2 separate regions of the Homo sapiens genome follow, and region 2 is linked to region 1. Evidence: chromatin loops called from intact Hi-C (ENCODE). Cell type or tissue: psoas muscle. All regions are shown on one strand. Each heading gives the region's core, and the rest is flanking DNA. Links, peaks and the distances in the headings are about the cores only.

Region 1 (2,917 bases), core at 191-2,690:
GTGTGTATTTAAAAATCCAGTCAATGGAAAAAGGTTGAAGATGCAGGCAACGTCCTTGTTTTGTCCTTGGCAAGTTCCTCTTATGGTTGCAAGATGGCTGCCACAAGTTCAAGTGTCACAAGAAAATATGACTTAAGTTTCCTGGAAGAAGACACACTTTTTTTTTTTTTTTCCTAGGTTGTTGCTATCAGTGAGAAAAATTTTTCCCTAAAGCCTCATAGCAGATGCTACCTTGTCCCTCTCTCCTCTCTTCATAGGTCAGCATTGCACACAAGCCAGTGCCTAAATGAGTCAAGGTCAAGGGGAATAGTACCGCTGTGATTGGCATAAATGGATCGTGATTCATCTTAGGTTGTGGCTGGGGTCTACTTCCTTGGAAGTTGATGGCCTCGGGTTGAGAGTAGATACGTGAGCACAGTCAGGGTTTGGTTAGAAAGTGAGGGGGTGAATGGTGTTGTGCAGTTAACAGTGACATCCTTGTCTACTAGTTCTGCCACCACTACACTTAGATACAAACTTCGGAGGAGAAAAAGAAAATGTGCTTGCCTTTGGATTTGGAATTTTAGGTGACTTTTTTTCCTCTTATATGCCATTTCCTTCTATGATCAAGTAGCACTTTTACAATCAAATCAAATCAATGGTTTATTTAAAAATTATTTAAAAATTGAAAATGCCAATTTTGTCAATAAATATATATAGAAGAAATAATTTTTTTTTTCAATGCTTTAAACATTTCAAAAGTTCCCTGCCATTGTCTTATTCCTTTCAGGGAGAGGAGAACATATAATTATATCTTGTAGTTTCTGATTATGTGTATACTAAGAGGACTACTCTGTCCCTCAGTCCATAGTGCACACCCACCTGTGGTCTCTATGGCTTGCACTGAGTGCTGAGGCCAGCCTGGCTCAGATAGAATTGTTAGTTCATTGGCTAGATGGGTCAGGATTCTTTAGAATGCAAATTCTTGAATCAGGAGTACAAACAGGAACATCTTCCCTTTTCTACACACTCATTCCCCTCCTCGAAGGGAAAGCTGTCCCGTAGTTAGCTTATTCGTCATTCTTTTCAGACTTTAAAATTAATGCCACCTTAAGTTTATACAGTATTCTTGTAGTACTCCTAACTTTTCTGTTTTGCTGTATGTGTACATTGTAGAAAGATTAAATCAAGCTAATTAACATGTCCATTACCTCACTTACCTTTGTGTGTGTGTGTGTGTGTGGTGAGAACCTTTAAATCTACTCTCTTAGCAATTTTGAAATACAGTAGGATCCCCACCCACTGTTTTACTTTCAGCAGTTTGTTACCTGTGGTCAGATGAAGTCCAAAAATATTAAATACAATAGATATTTTGAGAAAGAGACAAACATCACATTCACATAACTTTTATTACAGTATATGGTTATAATTGTTGTATTTTATTATTGTTAATCTCTTACTGTGCTTGATGAAAAAGCATAGTATATATATAGGGTTTGTTACTATCTGCAGTTTCAGGTATCCACTGGGGTTCTTGGAATGTATCCCCTGTAGATAAGGGGGACACCTGTGTATGTTGTTACAAGTATGATCACTGTGTAAAAGCACTTTTGTATTTCATTCTTGTTCCTTCTCAATCGCAGGTCTGGGTGCTTTCTGTGCTGTGAAAGGCAGACAAATAATGTAAATCCTAAACACTTGAGTGTTGTAAATTTACAAAATGAGAATTGCTCAATGGTTGTTTCTTTTTGAGAGTAACAAATAGACTGTGATAAATGGCCAGAGTAGGCTTCTGAACTGGTATTAGTTTTTTGGATAGAATTTAGAAAGACTTGTACTACCAATATAATTTTTGTCTCAGATAAATGCAATAGTATTTCCCTACTCAGTAGTTCCTCAGATGCTATTTAAACTGAGCTATATTTCAGCTTTATTTATAGGCTGCAAATTGTTCCTTATTTGGCTGAATCTTGTGGTTATGATATAATGAAAAGTAGTTACTGAGATCACTGGTGCAAATCTGTAGCTTGGAAATCCTCATTTTAGAAATGATTATTTTGACTCCCAAGTTAAATAGTAAAAAATAGACTTATGTTTTTAGTTTTAGCTATGTATATTGAGAAACTGTGGCCCTACGGTGGCTGTTAGGGATTAGTGGATTAGGTTGTTTTTAAATAAGACATTTCAGTTTAGTATCTCTACTTGAATAAAACAGTTTCAAATTTGTGATTCATATGATATACTGATTGCCCTACGGTAACTTCTGTTTTATTTAATTAAAATTGTTAACATTCTTTTTTATACTCTTAAGCACCTCCCTCCACCCTCACCCCCCTTTTTGACTCAAATTTTATTGTGAGTTGGTGTATAGTTAGGAATTTGAAGAGCACTTTTTTTGTTTATTTTATCTTTTCGGTTACTATGCATACTATGTGTGTCAACTCTTAAACCTGCAGGGGGTCATTTTGGCCATCAACTAGTTTTAGGGCTTTCGCCTCCTAAAGAATATGAATTATGGTTGTAATTTTTACAGTTTAAAAAACAAGATGGCATATGAAGAATCTTTATTTCATTATGAAAATAGAACATGGATGCTTAATCCTCTGTATTGAAAGTAACTTGTAGTGAAATACTTCCTAGTGTTCTCTTCTTCTAGTTGTCCATATGTAGTATGTATAACTATAGACCTTGATGATTTAAGTTGAGCACAGTTTAGTGTCAGGTTCCTTTCAGTGATGCATGAGATTGGTTATATGATCTAGTGAGTGTTATTTAGAAATTAATTCACCAGACCCGGGTGTGGTGGCTCATGCCTGTAATCCCAGCACTATGGGAGGGCGAGGCAGGCAGATCACCTGAGGTCAGGAGTTCGAGACCAGCCTGGCCAACATGGTGAAACCCTGTCTCTACTAAAAATATGAAAATTATCTGGGCGTGG
Region 2 (2,917 bases), core at 132-2,631, 200 kb before region 1:
ATAGCAACTATGTGACCCACAAAGCTGAAGATGTTTACCATTTGGCCGTATGTTACAGAAGGAAGGTTCATGGCTGGGCATGGTGGCTCACGTCTGTCATCCCAGCACTTTGGGAGGCTGAGGCAGGAGGATCACAGGAGCCCAGAAGTTCCAGACCAGCCTGGGAAACATGATAAGACCCATCTCTACAAAAAAAAAATTAAAAATTACAGTCAGACGCGGTGGCTCATGCCTGTAATCCCAGCACTTTGGGAGGCCGAAGAGGGCAGATCACTTGAGGTCAGGAGTTCGAGACCAGTCTGGCCAACGTGATGAAACCCTTCATCTCTACTAAAAGTACAAAAGAATTAGCCAGGCGTGGTGGCATGCTCCTGTAGTCCAGGCTACTTGGGAAGCTGAGGCAGGAGAGTTGCTTGAACCTGGGAGGTGGAGGTTGCAGTGAGCCGGGATCGTGCCACTGCACTCCAGCCTGGGTGACAGAGTGAGACTTTGTCTCAAAAAAAAAAAAAATTAGCCAGGCATGATGTTATGCACCTGTAGTCCCAGCTACTCAGGGAGGCTGAGTTGGGAGGATTACTTGAGCCCAGAAGGTTGAGGCTGCAGTGAGCCAAGCTGTGATTGCTCCACTGCACTTCAGCCTGGGTGACAGAGTGAGACCCTGTCTCAAAACTAAACTAAACTAAAATAAAAAGTTTGGCAATTCCTGTTTTAAGCTTTTGGAGTAATTTTTTTTTTCTTGCACAGCAGTAGATACCTAATATGGAGGAAACTGACAATGCTTTAATTTGTGTTGAGAGCACCCAGCAACACAAACTCTTGCCATGATGTTGTTTACTTTTTTCCCCTTCTTGATACATATTTGTTTTGTTGTAGTTTGTGTGTTTTTTGTTTGTTTGGTTTTTTGCAAATCAGTATCAGGCCTTGTGTCCCATGAGGCTCTGCTGCTCAAAGGGTGGTCCTTGGTCCCAGCAGCATCAGCACCAGCACAGACAACCCTTTAAAAACAACAGACATTTTTTTTTTCTCGGGGTTTTTTCTGTTCTCATTTCAAAACTATTCTTCATTTCTCCTCTTGGCAAGAGCTGTGGTTTACATGTAAACTATTGCTGTCTCTGCAGAAGAAAATCACTTTCCCTACCTTTAAATGAGTTGACTTCTCATTCCATTGTTCGTGGCCTGTGTTGGTGATGCCTGTAGTAGTTGTTTCATTTCCAGTTGCATGGTGGACAGAACAATAAGCAAATCCCCCACGTGGAGGCAAGCTTTGCTGTTTTCAATTCTGTGCTAACCAGCCTTACGCACATGCTGTGAATTTGAGAACCTCCTTTGCCGAAGCCGGGAAAGCTTGTCTGGATTAGAAAAGTCCTCCATAGAAACCTGACACTGTCCTGAGCTGGAGTATTTGGAATCACACACAGGAAAGGCTGGGTATTTGCTGACCTGCCTGAATGGCAGAATGTGTGTGCGGTTGTCTCCAATTACAGCACTCCAGGAAGCATCACCCCAAAAGTGCGCTTGCTATGAACCACAGCGTGTCCTTCGGCTAATCCTCGTTAGCTGAGGTGGATTCTCTTTCTACATGTACCCTCTTTTCGAAGTGGTATCCTTCCTGCAGTCTTTTCATGCCTTGGCCTAAGACTCTGGACACAGGCCTAGCTTTGCCCCCACCAGATCCATTCGATAGTTTTTCATGAATCACCAGCTCTCCTGGAGAAACTCAGGGTTCTAATTATTGAAGAACCATGCATAGGGAACTGGAGATAAGCCACGGGTAAGACTTTCCCACATGTTTCCTAAAAAGGGAAGAAGGTCTCATTGGAAGCCCCCTAACATTCAAATGGCAGGAGCTGTCTGATTTCCACCCAAGAATCCAGCTCTGAGTTAGTGGTGGGATCTAATCACCAATCATTCTCTGGGCAATTCCTCATTTTTTGCTTTCCGTCTACAATGACCCCATCACTGGAAGTGGAGCTTGCCCTGGGGAATGCTATATTGAAAAAGGCCTTGCTCTCTGATCTTTCTCAGTCCTCCTACAGGTGATCGTTCATTCTCTTCCTCCGCCTTCCCATGCCATGCTGATGATTAACATTCAACAGATCTGATTCTGCCCTGCCTTCTTCCTGTTGCTCATTCCACTGAGCCTCTCGAGCTCTGAGCTGAAAACCAAGATGATAAGGATGAGGTCTTTGGCCTCAGGGAGGAGCTTCCTGCTTAGTTATCCAGTTATACCTATAAAGGAATAATCCTAGTACTGTGTGATTAATGATCTAAAGGACATTCAAGAGCTATGGGATCCTTGAGGAAGGAGTGTGTAATTATTTATCTGGAGAAGTGGGATGGGGCAAGAGATTCCAGGCAGTGGGAAAAAACATACCAGATAGAGGCACAGGGCCATGAAACCACATGGGGAAGAGCTTATAAGCAGTTCCTTCAGAGAAACAGTCTTTTCATAAATCTCGTCTTAGAAGCTCTGTGTGGAAGGGGCCAGTGGGGGAGGAGGGGCAGTGACATTCAAGAGCGTTTTAAATCACCTCCCCACATTGTATGGGACTAAGGTGAGTCCTGTCTGGAGTTGATGCTTGGATAGAAAAAATGCATATGATCCTGTACTCTGACTGTTGGAAGAGGGCTACATAGAGGGAGACAGAAAAAAATTCTACTCCTTATGAATTCTTTTTCTTAAAATGTTGCTGAAGGTAGCTCTACAAAATTAATCCCTGGCCAGGTCTTGCATGGTTCCTGGCCTTTTCTTCACAAAATTGAGACCCCATGAACCTCCCTGTCTTCTCATCTGTAGGCTCACACTAATCCCTAGGCTCTAAGATCAAGCCAGACTGGGGTATAAGTAACCTATATGGAATTTCCACACAAATCAGGAAAAGGCATCTTCTTCTGTGTGGTCCAGGGCATGTCAAGG

What was found. Peaks named below come from ENCODE experiments on the same cell type or tissue, not always from the same donor. Only the 100,000 strongest peaks of a DNase experiment are listed, where the experiment ranks them.
Region 2: it touches region 1 in a loop (4-fold over the local background); 19 of 110 quality-filtered maps call a loop at or near these places.

Annotation. Positions count from the first base shown.
Region 1 is chr21:29,306,206-29,309,122 of GRCh38, forward strand. The region is part of intron 1 of BACH1 (BTB domain and CNC homolog 1); the gene reads left to right. Among named protein-coding and RNA genes, the nearest start is that of BACH1, 8.7 kb to the left of the region's middle. In psoas muscle, for the core only: no CTCF peak of the experiment used is centred there; no DNase peak of the experiment used is centred there.
Region 2 is chr21:29,103,239-29,106,155 of GRCh38, forward strand. It overlaps a transcript of MAP3K7CL not described here. Among named protein-coding and RNA genes, the nearest start is that of MAP3K7CL, 26 kb to the right of the region's middle. RefSeq lists enhancers at 1,041-1,100, 1,131-1,210. In psoas muscle, for the core only: a CTCF peak has its summit at 1,233; no DNase peak of the experiment used is centred there; H3K27ac peaks cover 1,571 bases.